2 separate regions of the Homo sapiens genome follow, and region 2 is linked to region 1. Evidence: chromatin loops called from intact Hi-C (ENCODE). Cell type or tissue: CD4-positive, alpha-beta T cell. All regions are shown on one strand. Links, peaks and the distances in the headings refer to the core of each region. The heading gives the core; the rest is flanking DNA. Region 1 holds the start of CCDC183 (coiled-coil domain containing 183). Region 2 overlaps TRAF2 (TNF receptor associated factor 2).

Region 1 (10,740 bases), core at 648-5,647:
CAGACCTGGTCACATCTTTCCTCCACCTCCTCCCAGGGCTCCAGGTCAGTCCTTGGGCCCCCAGCCCAGCCGCCTCCGTGGACTCCTGGGGCCTGTGCCTCTGCAGCCTCCACTGCCCTGGCCACACGCTGCTCCATGTATCACACCCCTCCCAGCCCAGGGCCTTTTCCCAAGTTGTACCTCCTCCTCCCTAGCCCTGGCCACACCTGACCTTTGCGGGTTCAATCCCTCAGCCCAGCTCAAGCACTGTCTTCCTGGAAAGCCATCTGCCACCCCACCTGTCTCTGCTGAGCTGGCTCAGGGGCTGTGTGGCATTTCTTCATGGACTACTGGATGAGTGCCACCCACTTCAGGAGGACAGGGTCTGCCTGTCCCGGTCCCTGCTGTATCCCCAGAGCCTTGCAGGGACCTTGGCACAGACTGGGTGAATAGGTGACCCCCGCCCTGGCCCGGCCAGTTCTCTCCCTCTCCTCTACTTCATGGCTCCTGTGCTGGATGGGACCTGCTCTGTCCAGTGGGTGAGCAGAGCAGGCTGGCCGGGCTGGCCACTGGATCCTTCTGGGGATTGTAGGCAGTGTGGGCATGGGGGTCTCCTGAGAGACCCTGGCCAGAAGACACAAGAGAGCCCGCCCTGGGGGGCCCCAGCCCTGGGCCCTGAGCTCACCTTGACCCCATCCGAAGATCCAAGAGGGCTGGCCCTGGGGGGCCCCCAGCCCTGGGCCCTGAGCTCACCTTGACCCCATCCGAAGATCCAAGAGGGCTGGCCCTGGGGGGCCCCAGCCCTGGGCCCTGAGCTCACCTTGACCCCATCCGAAGATCCAAGAGGGCTGGCCCTGGGGGGCCCCCGGCCCTGGGCCCTGAGCTCACCTTGACCCCATCCGAAGATCCAAGAGGGCTGGCCCTGGGGGGCCCCCAGCCCTGGGCCCTGAGCTCACCTTGACCCCATCCGAAGATCCAAGAGGGCTGGCCCTGGGGGGCCCCCGGCCCTGGGCCCTGAGCTCACCTTGACCCCATCCGAAGATCCAAGAGGGCTGGCCCTGGGGGGCCCCCAGCCCTGGGCCCTGAGCTCACCTTGACCCCATCCGAAGATCCAAGAGGGCTGGCCCTGGGGGGCCCCCAGCCCTGGGCCCTGAGCTCACCTTGACCTCATCCGTGATCATCATGGCATCTTGGGACATGATCTTCATATCCGACAGCTCTGAGCAGTAGTTGACCACGAGGTTCTGCAGCTTGTCCAGCTCAATGGGGTATCCTGCCAGCACCTGTGTTGAATGGGGTTCTCTTGTGGCCCCTACAGAGTGGGCTGCAGTTGCCCCGAGCTTTTATCCCCCGACTAAGAGCCCTGAGAACAGTGATAGGTTCTCCTCTGTGGCCCCAGCCACCTCCCCCACTCCCCGCTGGGCACAACGGTGATGAAAGGTGTTTCACAGGGAGTGGACAGTGCTGGCCTGGTGGACTCTTTCACCACCTAGGGTCCAACAACCCAGAGAGACTGAGAGAGTTTGTGATGAAATGCTCTGCAGAAAAGGCTGACTGAAACCCGGGGAGGTTTGGGGACAGTTCTGCTTTGAAGTGAAACAGAGGGGCTCAAGACATGGGCTTGGGGTCAGAGAGTCAGGATTCAAGGCCAAGGCAGCTTCTGACCAGCTAGTTTAGCTGTGTGACATTGGGAAAGTTACTTAATCTCTCTGTGTCCCCATTTGTAAGATGATGGCTCGTTCAGAAGGTTGCCATCAGGATGAATTGAGTGTAAAAGGAATTATTTAGCCCAGAACCAGGTACATACGTGCTCAGGATAGCTTTGCTATAGTGGTTTGTTTTTTGTAACTACAAGTATAGGCCAGGTGCGGTGGCTCACGCCTGTAATCCCAACACTGGGAGGCCGGAGGCAGGCAGATCATGAGGTCAGGAGTTAGAGACCAGCCTGGCCAACATAGTGAAACCCTGTCTCTACTAAAAATACAAAAAAAATCAGCCGGGCGTGGTAGTGGGCGCCTGTAATTCTAGCTATTCGGGAGGCTGAGGCAGGAGAATCGCTTGAACCCGGGAGGCGGAGGTTGCAGTGAGCCGAGATCTCACCACTGCACACCAGCTGGGGCAACAGTGTGAAACTCCATCTCAAAAAACAAAACAAACAAAAACAAAACTAGAAGTGTAGAATCTTCATTTTTAAAAATATGGATGACTATGGGAATTATTGCTTGTTTTTTCCTTTGTTCTGAGACTGAATCTCACTCTATCACCCAGGCTGGAGTGCGATGGTACGATCTCGGCTTGCAGCAACCTCTGCCTTCTGGGTTCAGGTGATTCTCGTGCCTCAGCCTCCCGAGTAGCTGGGATTACAGGCATGCACCACCATGCCAGGCTACTTTTTGTATTTTTAGTAGAGATGAAGTTTCACCATGTTGGCCAGGCTGGTCTAGAACTCCTGACCTCAAGTGATCCGCCTGCCTTGGCCTCCCAAAGTGCTGGGATTACAGGCATGAGCCACCATGCCCAGGCCGGGAATAATTGTTTTTTAAGTGTGTATGTTCTAAACAGAAGAAGGCGCTACCAGAGGAACAGAAAGCACCCAGGCGAAGGAGGGGCATGGACAGGGGTGGGGAGAGGGGTGGGCCCAGGAAGCATAGAGGGGCAGGGCTTCCAGGTGAGCCAATAGGACCAGGGGCCAAGGCAAGAGGGACAAGCAGAGGACGGTGCTGAGAGCCACCTGGGCTGGGACCACAGCAGGAAAAGAGCTGCGATGCAGCCTCCGTCCACCACTCCTCCTAAACTGCACTTCCATGCTGTCACCTTCCCGAAGCATGGCTCTCCAGAGCTCCCCTTTGCCCAGTCTTAGGGTGAGGGTGTTTCCAGCTGGCTCCCCGCCCCATCCACAGGTTGCTCCTCTTAGCACCTCCTGTGCTCTCCCTATCTACAGCCCATCTGGAGTAGGTTCTGCTTTGTGGCAGCCCGAGGGGCGGTGCTCAGCCTCCCATGAAGGGGGTCTTCCCTCACAATCGGACTGCTGGCTGCCTTTGGCCTCGTCTGCAGGGAGCAGGGCGGGTGGGCTGGCTGGGACGGCAGCAAGCCCTGCTTACAGGCCCAGCGGACCCTCAAAGGTGCAAGGACTTTCTGAGGGTGCAGGACCTGTCTGACTCTCAGAGGCCCAGGCAATGAGAAAATGACAGGCAAGATACAAACAATACCAAATCATTTAATACGTGCAAGAAAGTCCGAAGAATTCTGATATACCCCACGATATGCTTTTTTGGAATAGCCAAAAATGAAGTTTAAAAAAACGTTTTCCACATGCCTCGGCGTCCTGCGTAGCCGGTGGTCAGGCAGAGCTCCCTCTCCCTGGCGGGTGCGGGGCGGCTCCGCCCCAGGACGCTCCCGCCCCTCCCAGATCCCAGCCCCTGACCCCCGCCCTTCCCGGGCCGCTGGGCTCACTGTCTTCAGATAATCCAGCAGGTCCAAATACAGCAGGTGGATGTTCTGGCTGGTGATGATCTTGATCATTGTCTTCTCGATGTTGTTCTCCAGCTGGCGGATGATCTGGGGCGGACCGAGGGCGCAGTGAGAGGGCGTGGGGACCGGCCGCCCGGAGGGTGTCGGGGCTGGGTTTTCTCCGGAGAGGGTCGTGCTCTCTTAGCCCCGCCCCTCCCGTGAGCCCTCCCCAGGGGACCCGCAAGTCCCGCCCCCCGGTGGCCCCGCCCCTCCCGTGAGTCTTGCCCCAGTGGACTCCGCCCCGCCCTCCCAGCCCCGCCTCTCCACCTGCAGCAGCCGCAGCTCCTCCTTGCTGGCGTCGGGCTGGCTCCGCAGGCTGTCCAGCTCCAGCTGCATGCTCTCCAGCTTCTGCCCGCGCCGCCGCACCAGGTGGATCAGTAGGTTGTGCATGTTCACGCGGTCGAAGACGTACTTGCGCAGCTTCTCCCGCACCACCTGGGTCGGGAAGGGCACCGCCCACTCGTGGTTGCGTAGGGGGCCGCCATGGAGCCCGCCAGCAGGCGGGCGGGTGGAGGCTCGTGGCAACCCCACAGGGAACCTGGGGCTGGGCACCTGCTCCGTCCCTCGTCGGCTCCGCAACATCTAGTGGGGGGGTGCTGGCAGGGGTGGGGAGGGTTGGGTCTCGAGGCCCCTCCTGCCTGGTTACCTCCATGGTGCTGCGGCAGTGCGCCAGTCGCAAAGGCAAGTTTTTCCCGCAGGCCTTGGAGATGGTCCACTGGTCATACTGCGGAGCGGCGGCGGCTGAGCTAGAGCGGGCCCTTTGCGCACCCGCAGCCGCTGGCTCCTCCAGGCATTCTCCCCAGGGCCTCTTGTATCCCACGCTAGCCCAGTAGCGAGATCCCTGCTTCCACGAGGAGCAGAGAGCCGCGGGACCCCATCCTGGCCATCCAAGTTCGGAGGCGACGTGGTAGGGGGGTATGCAGAGGAGGGCCTGGGTGTCCCCTAGCTGGCCGGAGAGCCAGAGGGGGCCCCTGCTGCAGGATGTGGGCTCACAGATGCCAAGCCCTCGGGTTGGGTGGTGGGAAACCTGCCCACCGGATGCTGGGGTGACTGGAGCCCAGGGCACAGGTCCTAGCAGAGCCCCTCCTCACATGCCCCCTGGATCCAGAAAGATTGGGGTGGGGGTGGAGAGGAGGTGCCCGCCCTCCGAGTGTGTGTGTACTCAGCTCCTGCCCTGCTCGCCAGGCAGAGGGGAGGGGCGGCGTTTGTGTACCTTCTTGGCCAAAGCCCAGTCCTGGGCCCCGCGGCGGATGTTGCTGCGCAGGAGGGCCAGCGTGGCCTTGTTCTGGTCCATATTCTCTTTCACCCCTTGGATCTGGAGTGCCCGACACTGCTCTGTGGGCAGGTGGAGGGGACACAGTGGCTAGGATTGGGCCAAGGGCCTGGCCTGGAATCCCCTGGGGGAGGCTTGCATCAGGGAGGCCCCAGGCCCCAGGGTCCAGGGGGATGCCCCCTCCATGGCCAAGATCCCTCCTCCCGCCCTGTCCTGGGGGACACCGCTCCACTGCCCAGCAGCAGCTGTCTGAAGGGCTCTCAGTGGACAGGTGCGGGGAGGTGGACAGGTGGGGAGGGTGAGGCAAAGGAGAGGGATGGCAGGGTCCTGTGGTCCCGTCCAGATTTGCTGCCCATGGAAGCAGGTGGGTGTTTTCCTGTCCATTCTGGCTTTGGGGCCCGTGTTGCTCTTATGCTCACGTCTCCTTGAAGCCCCTCTCTCTGATTTAGTCCCTCCATGCAGGTCCCTTTGATCCCTTCTCCCAGCTCTGTCAGGGAGTGGGCAGTAGGGGGGTCTGTTTTCCCCTCCATGTCCTGGATTGTCCCTGTATTAAAACTAAAAGTCCTAGGCCAGGAGCGGTGGCTCACACCTGTAATCCCAGCACTTTGGGAGGCCGAAGTGGGCGGATCACCTGTGGTCAGGAGTTCGAGACCAGCCTGGCCAACATGGTGAAACCCCATCTCTACTAAAAATACAAAACTAGCTGGGTGTGGTGGTGTGTGCCTGTAGTCCCAGCTACTCAGGAGGCTGAGGCAGAATTGTTTGAACCCAGGAGGTGGAGGTTGCAGTGAGCTGAGATTGCACCACTGCACTCCACCTGGACGACAGAATGAGACTCTGTCTCAAAAAAATAAATAAGCTAGGCGCCGGTGGCTCATGCCTGTAATCCCAGCACTTTGGGAGGCCGAGGCGGATGGATCACCTGAGGTCAGGAGTTTGAGACCAGCCTGGCCAAGATGGGTAAACCCCGTCTCTACTAAAAATACAAAAATTAGCTGGGCGTGGTGGTGGGCACCTGTAATCCCAGCTACTCGGGAGGCTGAGGCAGGAGAATCACTTGAACCCGGGAGGTGGAGGTTGCAGTGTGCTGAGATTGCACCATTGCACTCCAGCCTGGGTGACAGAGCGAGACTGCGTCTCAAAATAAATAAATAAATAAAAATACAAATACGAAAATTAGCTGAGTGTGGTGGCGTACACCTGATGTCCCAACTAATCAAGAGGCTGAGCCAGGAGAATCGCTCGAACCCGGGAGGTGGAGGTTGCAGTGAGCCGAGATCATGCCACTGCACTCGAGCCTGCGTGACAGAGCGAGACTCTGTCTCCAAACAAACATCCCCTAAAAGTGAAGGGGGCCTGCCCCTCCACACCTGCGGGTATTTCTCGTCAGGTGGGATGAAGACTGAGAAAAGAAATAAGACACAGAGGCTGGGCATGGTGGCTCACGCCTGTAATCCCAGCACTTTGGGAGGCTGATGCGGGCAGATCACGAGGTCAGGTGATCGAGACCATCCTGGCTAACACGGTGAAACCGCATCTCTACTAAAAATACAAAAAATTAGCCGGGCATGGTGGTGGGTGCCTGTAGTCCCAGCTACTTGGGAGGCTGAGGCAGGAGAATGACGTGAACCCAGGAGGTGGAGCTTGCAGTGAGCCGAGATCGCGCCACTGCACTGCCGTCTGGGCAACAGAGCAAGACTCCATCTCATAAAAAAAAAAAAAAAAGACACAAAGTATAGAGAAAGAACAGTGGGCCCAGGGGACTGGCACACTCAGCATGCGAGGACCTGCACCAGCCCTGGTCTCTGAGTTCCCTCAGTATTTACTGATCATTATTTTTACTATCTTGGTGAGGGGAGTGTAGCAGGGCAACAGGTGGTGAGAACGTCAGCAGGGAAACATGTGAGCAAAGGAATCTTTATCATGAATAAGTTCAAGGAAAGGTACTATGCCCAGATGTGCACGTAGGCCAGATTTGTTTCACGTTACACAAACATCTCAGTGTAGCAAAGAGTAACAGAGCAGTATTGCTGCCAGCATATCTTGCCTCTAGCCACAGAGCGGTTTTCTCCTATCTTAGAATAGAACGAATGGGAATGGTCGGCTTTACACTGAGACATTCCATTCCCAGGGACGAGCAGGAGACAGATGCCTTCCTCTTATCTCAACTGCAAAGAGGCCTCCCTCTTTCACTACTCCTCAGCACAGACCCTTTACTGGTGTCGGGCTGGGGGATGGTAAGATCTTTCCTTTCCCACGAGGCCATATCTCAGGCTGTCTCAGTGGGGGGAAACCTTGGACAATTCCCAGGCTTTCCTGGGCAGAGGTCCCTGCGGCTTTCTGCAGTGCACTGTGTCCCTGGTTAATCAAGAATGGAGGATGGGGATGACTTTTACCAAGCATACTGCCTGCAAACACATTGTTAACAAAGCACATCCTGCACGGCCCTAAATGCATTAATCTTTGATTCAATACAGCACATGTTTCTGTGAGCACAGAGTTGGGGCTAAAGTTACAGGTTAATAGCATCTCAAAGCAGAAACAATTTTTCTTAGTACAGATCAAAATGGAGTTTCTTATGTCTTCCTTTTCTACATAGACAGTAACAATCTGATCTCTCTTTTCCCCACAAAAAGTTGTGCACCCAGAAACCCCCAGACGGGAAAGGGAGACTGGTCACGGCGGTGCAGGCTCACCCTGGAGCTGAGTGATGGTCTTCAGCTCCTGGGTCTGCTCTTCCACATCTGTCTCACTGTGCCTCCTCATGGCTGCTCTCAGGCCCCCCAAGGGACCCTGTGTACCTCAAAGCCTCCCTGGGCTCAGCTTGCTCAGAGCCGCCACTCAGATTGTCCCCAGAACCTCAGCCCATTATGATGAGAGCCAGGATTCTCAGTGCCTGGGCAACCCTGGAATTGCAGGGCCTCCTGCCTCACTCTGCCCCCAGCCACCTTGGGGTGGCCTCCAGACATGTGTCCTAATTGAAATGAGTCTCCTGGCAGCTGCTCGAGGCTTAGGAGCTCTGCCGGGCGGATGTGCTTTCTTTGAGGGGGAGGTTTGTGATGGGTCTGCAGCACCGGCAGCTCACACCTGCACTGGGTTCCCTCCCTGGCCCCTCCCATGCCCCAAGCCATCCTCCACAAAGCAGCAGGCCGAGCCTCCTAAAACGATTCTGATACTATTCTGATACTGCCTTACGGGACCTCCCTCTGCACCCCCCACCCCCAGCCCCAAGTCCAAACTCCATGCACTGGGTAACCTGGCTCTTGGGACACCCCCACCTTATCTCTTCTGACTTCTGTCCCTGACCTCTCTGTGCTGTCTGGAGCCCACCCTGCTTCACCCCCACTTTCCTTTGGGAATTACTGGGTCTTGGGTTCATGTGTCACTCCAGAAAGGGTATGTTCTCCATCTCTGCACCCCCTCCACCCTTCCCTTAGAGGGGAGTACCTGGAGCACCAGGCAGCCTGGAACTCTGTGGGGTATGCACGAGATGGGGTACACACGAGATGGGGTACTTTTTCCCAGCCTTGCCTTAGTAGGCTCAGGCGGCCATAACAAGGTGCCACTGGCCAGGTGTGGAGGCTCACGCCTGTAATCCCAGCACTTTGGGAGGCTGAGGTGGGTGGGTCACCTGAGGTCAGGAGTTCAAGACCAGTCTGGTCAACATGGTGAAACCCCGTTTCTACTAAAAATACAAAAATTAGCCCAGTGTGGTGGTGGGCGCCTGTCCCAGCTACTTGGGAAGCCGAGGCAGGAGAATTGCTTGAATCCAGGAGGTGGAGGTTGCAGTGAGCTGAGATCGCGTCACTGCACTCCAGCCTGCGTGACAGAGTAAGACTCCATCTCAAAAAAACAAAAAACAAAAAAACAAAAAAACAAGGCGCCACCGACTGGGGGATGTGAACAGCAGCCTGGAGGCTGGGGGCTGAGATCACGGGTCAGCAGGGCTGGTGTCTCCTGAGGCCCCTCTCCTTGGCTTGCAGATGCTGTCTTCTCTGTGTCCTCACGTGGCCGTCCCTCTGTGTGTCTGTGTCCTAATTTCCTCTTCTTATGAGGACACCCCAATGACCTCATTTTACCTTAATGACCTCTGGAAAGCCCCTGTCTTCAAATACAGAGACATGCAGAGGTCCTGGGGGACAGAAATTTGGGGGGACCCAAGCCAGCCCGACAATGGCCTTTGCCCATGTGCTGTCACATAGATCCCTTCCCTTTCTGGTCACTGTTTTTGGAAAGCCAGTCCAGGCAAACTCCAGGTTCTCCCTTCTCTCCCTCCCACCCAGGCCTCACCCTCAGGGTGCTGGGATGTCCTGCTAAGGGTGTGGTCTGCTTACCTCCCCCTCGTTCTTGGGGGCCAGGCTTGGAATCTAGCTGAGGCAGAGCCTACCTGCTGTCCTTCTTCCTCAGATATAAAACACCTGAATTTTAGTGGGCGCATGGCTGCCCAGAGCAACTCTGCCTTCCTGAGCATCCTGGCACTGGATGTGCCTGATGACTTCGTTCAGGCCAACAGAGTGAGAGCAGCAGTGGCAGGCAAGCTGCCCTCTCTCCTGCCTCTTAAATGAGATAAAGACACAATGGCCGAAGCTGGTGCAGCCGCCTGGGGCCATGAGGCAGATTTGGGAACAGAGACCATTACAGCAGGGAGCAGACTGAAAGGAGCCTGGTCCCCGATTCCCTGTCAACCCTGGACCACTCACTTGGACTTTTACATGAAAGAAAAATAAAGCTCAGCCCGGCGCGGTGCCCAGCGGCTCACGCCTATAATCCCAGCACTTTGGGAGGCCGAGGTGGGCAGATCACATGAGGTCAGGAGTTTGAGACCAGCCTGGCCAACATAGTGAAACCCCGTCTCTACTAAAAATACAGAATTAGCTGGGCATGGTGGCGCATACCTGTAATCCCAGCTACTCGGGAGGCTGAGGCAGGAGAATCGCTTGAACCCGGGCAGCAGAGGTTGTGGCGAGCTGAGACTGCACCACTGCACTCCAGCCTGGGCAACAAGAGTGAAACTCCATCTCAAAATAAATAAATAAATAAATATTAGCCAGGCGTGGTGGTGGGTGCCTATAATCCCAGCTACTTGGGAGGCTGAGGCAGGAGAATGGCTTGAACTGGTGAGGTGGAAGTTGCAGTGAGCCGACATCACGCCATTGCCCTCCAGCCTGGGTGACAGAGCGAGACTCTGTCTCCAAACAACGACGACAACACCACAAAAAACAGAAAAATAAAGCTCCATCTTGCTGAAGCCACTGTCAACTTGAGCTTCCTGTCACTCTGAAGGCCCAGTAGGTACTCAATAAACTTTCTTTCCAGTGCCTGGCAAGGTGAGGCGTGGCAGCTGAGCTGGGTCGGGGGCAGCAGGGCCCATGCTGTGGGTCTTCGGTGCTGCGGGGAAGCCAGCTGTAACCATGATGGACTTGTGGAGGTTCCGTCTGGTCTCCACCTCTTCCTCCTCTTGGGGCTCGGGGCTGTGTGTAGGCTTGCCCACTCAGAAGCTTTCCCTCCACACAGACACGGCTACAACGGGCTAGCTCTGCCTCTGGGGAGTGACTTTGGCTAATAGATGAGTGGGGAATGATAGGCAGGTGGGCGTGGCCCACAAGTCCCTCCTCTCCCAGCAGCCAGGCTCTGGCCAGCCTGGCCCCTTTTGCTCTGCCCCTACATGCCAAGTGCTACAGAGGCAGACCCCCATACAGAGAGGCTGTGGTGGTGTCACGTGGCCTACGGGGCTGATGCGAACGTCTAATTCTGGGGTTCAGCGCTGGGAACTTCCCTGTACATCCTCAGTATGTAACTTGCATGTGATCCTCATATATCAACTGTAGGGTAATAAAGGTTTCATGTGACCTGTCATCATCTTACCCTTCTGATTTGTTTTTCACCTGGTCAGGTGGAAACTTGGGTGGAGAGAAGGATAAGCCATTTATTAACCCCACGCCCCTAGCACCAGCTGTCACCTTGGACTTGTTGGAGAT
Region 2 (5,000 bases), core at 1-5,000, 100 kb before region 1:
ACTCCCCATTCCCCTGCTCCAGCCCCCAGCACCATCTATTGGCTCTCAATTTGACCACTCCGGGGACTCTGTCAGTGAATTCACGCAGTCTTTATCTTCTTGTGCCTAGCTTAGCTCACTGAGCACAACACTAAGTTTTGAGACAGGAGAGACTAGAGCATATTCTGTACCGATGGGCACAACCCGGAGAGAGGAGGACAATGTGCTGAGAGGAAGGTTCCTGAGAGGCCAGGGCAGCAGAGGACCTGGCTGCGGGGCCCTTCATGGGGTGGGGAGTGGGGGTCAGCAGCTCCATAGAGAGCTGGCTACAGCTCAGGAGCCCCAAGTGACTCAGGAAAGGTTAATGCTACTTCCCCCAAGAGGGGAGACCCTGCTCTGGACAGCACAGGCACTTGGGCTGGCTTCCATTCAACCTCCCCAGGGAGTGTTCCTCCCAAACCTTCACACAGGCACAGCAACTACTCCTTAGAGGCGCCCCAGGGAACATGGGCCCAGCCCTCCAAGACCTCCAGCGGCACTGGCCCAAGCTAAGCCTGCTAAAGGAACCAACTCCCTGAACCCAACAGCGCCTTGCACTCTGCTACCCACTGACGGGACAGGACCCAGCCCTCGGCCACACTAGTGTGTAACAAGCCACCATCAAGCTGAATCAAAGAGGAGCCTCAGCAACTATTCTGGCTTATGAAACCTAAAAACGAAAGCACAAATAGTCAATGTTCTTAGATTTAATTAAAAGACTGTTCTTTAGGCCAGGCGCGGTGGCTAACGCCTTGTAATCCCAGCACTTTGGGAGGCCGAGGCGGGTGGATCACGAGCTCAGGAGATTGAGACCATCCTGGCTAACACAGTGAAACCCCGTCTCTACTAAAAATACAAAAAAAATTAGCCGAGAGTGGTGGTGAGCGCCTGTAGTCCTAGCTACTCGGGAGGCTGAGGCAGAAGAATGGCGTGAACGTGGGAGGTGGAGCTTGCAGTGAGCCGGGATCGTGCCACTGCACTCCAGCCTGGGCGACAGAGTGAGACTCCATCTCAAATAAATAAAAAAATAAAAATAAAAAAGACTGTTCTTTAAAACATAGTAAAATGGCCGGGCACAGTGGGTTCCCACCTGTAATCCCAGCACTTTAGGAGACCAAGGTGGGAGGATCACTTGAGCCCAGGAGTTTGAGGCTGCAGTGAGCTATGATCCCACCACTACACGCTAGCCTAGGCAACAGAGCGAGACTCTATTTCTAAAAATAATAGTAATAAAATGCTCATAGGTGAAATGATATGACATCTTCATTTGCTTTAAAATAAGCCAGAAAAGAAAAAAATGTGTGTGGGGGGTTGAAGGGCTGAAAGTAGGCTGGCGAAGGCTGGCAGGTGCTGCGGGGCAGCATGTAGGCCTGTGGGGCAGCGGCACACCTCTACTCTCAGCCTCACTGCTCAGATGCGCTGCATGCTCGAAATGTCAAAAATAAAATCTTTCTTGGCTGGGCGCGGTGGCTCACGCCTGTAATCCCAGCACTTTGGGAGGCCGAGGCAGGCGGATCACGAGGTCAGGAGATCGAGACCATCCTGGCTAACATGGTGAAACCCCATCTCTACTAAAAATACAAAAAAATTAGCCGGGAGTGGTGGGGGCGCCTGTAGTCCCAGCTACTCAGGAGGCTGAGGCAGGAAGAATGGTGTGAACCCGGGAGGCGGAGCTTGCAGTGAGCCGAGATCGCACCACTGCACTCCAGTCTGGGTGACAGAGTGAGACTCCATCGCAAAAAACAACAAACAAACAAACAAAAAAAACCTTTCTCTTGGCACTCGGTACTTGAAATCTCCAGTGGGACCAGGGTTGTCCTGCAGCAGATACATCTACACCAGCACCATCTGTCTCAGTCTTCTCCCCACCCACAGCAGACACAGTTTAAAAAAAAAAAAATCAATATTTATTCAGCCAGAATTCAAACTACACATTTGACGCAAATACAGTCGTCATCCCTCTGAATGTCACTAGAATGTCCATGAGGCCGAGCATACTTGGCTTTTCCTGGCCTTTCCGCTGCTCGTGCAGCCAGCCTATGTCCTCTCTGGAAAGTCTCCCCGCACCCCCGCATCCAGCTGCCAGAACGAGTAGCTCAGGGGCCCACTGGGGAATTCAGTTCTGCTATTGGCACTCAGCAAGCACTCCATCAACATTTACCTAAAGTTTTAAAATTATTCGATTTGGCCAGGTGCAGTGGCTTATGCCAGGAATCTCAGCACTTTGGGAGGCCAAGGTGGATGGATCACTTGAGGTAAGGAGTTCAAGACCAGCCTGGCCAACGTGGTAAAACCCCATCTCTACTAGAAATATAAAAAATTAGCCGGATGTGGTGGCAGGCGCCTGTAGGCTGAGGCAGAAGAATCACTTGAACCTGGGAGGTGGAGGCTGCAGTGAGCCGAGGTCACGCCACTGCACTCTAGCCTGGACAACAGAGCAAGACCGTCTCAAAAAAATAAAAATAAATAAATAAAATCATTCAGTTCCTAGAAAGGCATCATTGCAAAGGACAAACATTCAAAAGCTAAGCAGGATTTTCCCCTTTTCCAATAAAGTTCCGACCATCAAGGAGGAAAGGCAGCCTTAGCCTCCGTACTGTGTTTACAATAAGGCCCCAACTAGCAGCACACTCCGAGCACCCGGAGAGCAAAGAGAGGCGGCTCCGAGGGGCAGAGCGGCTCCCAACTGTATAGACGGGTTGATTTCCGTCCCCATGTGTGACATTTACAGCCAGTGAGAGGTTTTATCAACAAAATCAAAGGCCACAGCCAAGTTATTCCAGAGCAGTGCCCGCCCCTCCCACATGACCAAACCCGGCTCCTCTCAGGGACTTTCCAGAGCTCTCAAAGGTGCAGCCAGGGACTTTCCACCCTGCGTGCCTGCAGGACCGCGTGGCGCCCCAGGCCAGGGGCTGGCTATAGTCCTTGGCCCTCAGCCGGAGGCCCTCATAATTGTCAATGTGGCATCCCATGAGCCTGGAGGTGGCAGAGACCCCAGAGGACTCAGGGTCCAGTGCAGAGCTGGAAACTATTATCCCACCTGTCCCCCAGACACTCCTCAGTCCTCTCAAAGGGTGGCATGGCGCATAGCACCCCTACTCCCTGCAGCCAGCTGGTACCCCAACCCTCCCAGGGAGACCCTGACCCTGGGCCACCTCCCCAGGGAGCCATCTCCCTTGCAGACAGCACTGGGCAATGACCAAGCTGCATCTCTTTCAAGGAGCAGGGAGTGGGGGGTACAATGCCATGCGCCACAGCCGTTTGTGCGGCAGAGCCACACAGGAGCCTAGAAAGCTTTGCATCGCACGTCGTGGCTGAGGGCGGTCTGGCATCTCTGCCCACAGAGGTAGGAGTCTCACTCTAGGGCAGTGCCCTGGAGCTACCGCTCCGTGTCCAGGACGCAATCCCCGTGCTAGGGAGGAAAGCACATCTTGTTCACCCCAGACACAGCTGGGGCAGTTCTTCTGAAAAAACGAAACTTGGAGCCCAAAGACCACAAAGCAGAGTCTGTCAAAAGATCGTGGGAGGTGTGGCCAGGCTCACAGGGTGGGGAGTGGGCGAGGAGAAGAGGGAGGCGTGGCCAGGCTCACAGGGCGGGGAGCAGGAGAGGAGAAACACACAGTAATGCAGGTCCAATTCCAACCCAGCCGGTAACACCCCAGGGTCCGGCTGAGCAGGAGATCCCAGCTCTGGCCCGGGCAGGAAGCTCCCCTAAGTGCAGAAAGCCAGGATTCTGAGCAAACAGCCCTCACAGCCTCACCAACCTGGGGCTGGATTGGATGGCATCAAGGTACTGCCTCATTCCAATGTATGACTCGGTACTCACTGAACAATGACCCCTGTCTCCTCCATTCTACTTCCTGTACCCATGGATCTGATGACTCTAAGGGTGGCCCCTAAGTGGAATCACAGAGGATCTGTCCTTTGGTAACTGGCTCATGTCACTCAGCACACTGTCCTCAGAGTTCATCCCTGGGGTGTGTGTGTCCGAATCGCCTTCCTTTTTAAGGCTGAATCATATCCCACTGTGTGCACAGATCACACTTCCCGTGTTTATCCATTCATCCGCAGACACTGGGCTGCCTCTACCTTTGGGCTCTGTGGACAGTGTTACTCCAGGAATCCTGTACAAGGATCCCAGAGAGAAACCTCTTAAAGGGCATTCATTACAAGAAGGAAGACTGCATAACTTGGCGAGCTGTAGTGGCCTCGACGAGCTCTCTCGGCACCTCCTGGCCTCTACACTACAGGTGAAGTTTCCAAATGCCTAAAAGGTGACGTGAGAATCACACTGAAATCCCCAGTGCAGGAAGGCGTGCACGGCTCGCCCAGCACACAGGGACAAACCACAGCCAAGTGAAGTGCGGGCCACTGCCTATGTTGCTGTGACCACAGGACAAGTGTGTCCATTATTTCTGCAATTTCCAGTGTCAACACAATTCAAAATAAGCAATCCTTTGTGGATACAAGAGACACAACAAAAACCCCCACCAAACTTGAAAGCTGCAGGTCCTGGTGCACAGCGATCTCCCCTTCATTCCCAGGAAATGCTACTGCTCAGATAACCATGGCATTCCCAGGGCTCACACAGGCACCTCCAACCCTCACAGCCACCCCACGATGGTGGGATCCTGCACCCCCATCGACAGACAAGAAACCTGAGGCACAGAGAGGGTAAATACCTCGCCCGAGGTCACACAGCCCAAGCTCCATGGTGCAGGTCTGTGCTCTGCACTACTTGAGTTTCTAAATGGACATACTCTAAGGAGCAGCTCCGTCTCTTCCTCCACAGACATCAGACAGGCTTCAGCCCCAGTGAGAGGAACGTGCAGGACAAGGTCATAACTGCTTGGGGAGCGTGGACGACTCCCGACTGCTGGAGCTTCTGTCACCATGCCACACGCAGGCATCTTTACCTCGTATTCTTTCAGGGTCCCCTTCCAGGTGCATCCATCACTGGGACAGACGGCCGGCAGGCTCTC

What was found. A loop is a pair of places that touch in the nucleus more often than their neighbours do. Peaks named below come from ENCODE experiments on the same cell type or tissue, not always from the same donor. Only the 100,000 strongest peaks of a DNase experiment are listed, where the experiment ranks them.
Region 2: a loop joins it to region 1, with 1.9 times the contacts of the local background. A loop is called at or near these places in 2 of 110 quality-filtered maps.

Annotation. Positions count from the first base shown.
Region 1 is chr9:136,793,186-136,803,925 of GRCh38, reverse strand. It overlaps CCDC183 (coiled-coil domain containing 183), which reads right to left and starts at 7,588. Exons shown (of 14, transcript NM_001039374.5): 1 at 7,459-7,588; 2 at 4,703-4,824; 3 at 4,136-4,213; 4 at 3,757-3,924; 5 at 3,433-3,537; 6 at 1,140-1,262. The coding sequence starts at 7,528. It overlaps TMEM141 (transmembrane protein 141), which reads right to left. Exons shown (of 5, transcript NM_032928.4): 5 at 10,609-10,740. RefSeq lists enhancers at 2,470-2,997, 3,682-4,385, 7,666-8,167 and silencers at 3,381-3,590, 3,601-3,760, 3,769-3,945, 6,655-6,949. In CD4-positive, alpha-beta T cell, for the core only: no CTCF peak of the experiment used is centred there; DNase peaks (open chromatin) are centred at 2,625, 3,095, 3,685 and 4,725; H3K4me3 peaks cover 1,653 bases; H3K27me3 peaks cover 310 bases.
Region 2 is chr9:136,900,455-136,905,454 of GRCh38, reverse strand. TRAF2 (TNF receptor associated factor 2) reads right to left here. Exons shown (of 11, transcript NM_021138.4): 4 at 4,935-5,000. Among named protein-coding and RNA genes, the nearest start is that of MIR4479, 16 kb to the right of the region's middle. RefSeq lists enhancers at 2,663-3,122, 3,353-3,672. In CD4-positive, alpha-beta T cell, for the core only: no CTCF peak of the experiment used is centred there; DNase peaks (open chromatin) are centred at 2,354, 2,814 and 3,544; H3K4me3 peaks cover 1,496 bases; H3K27ac peaks cover 3,918 bases.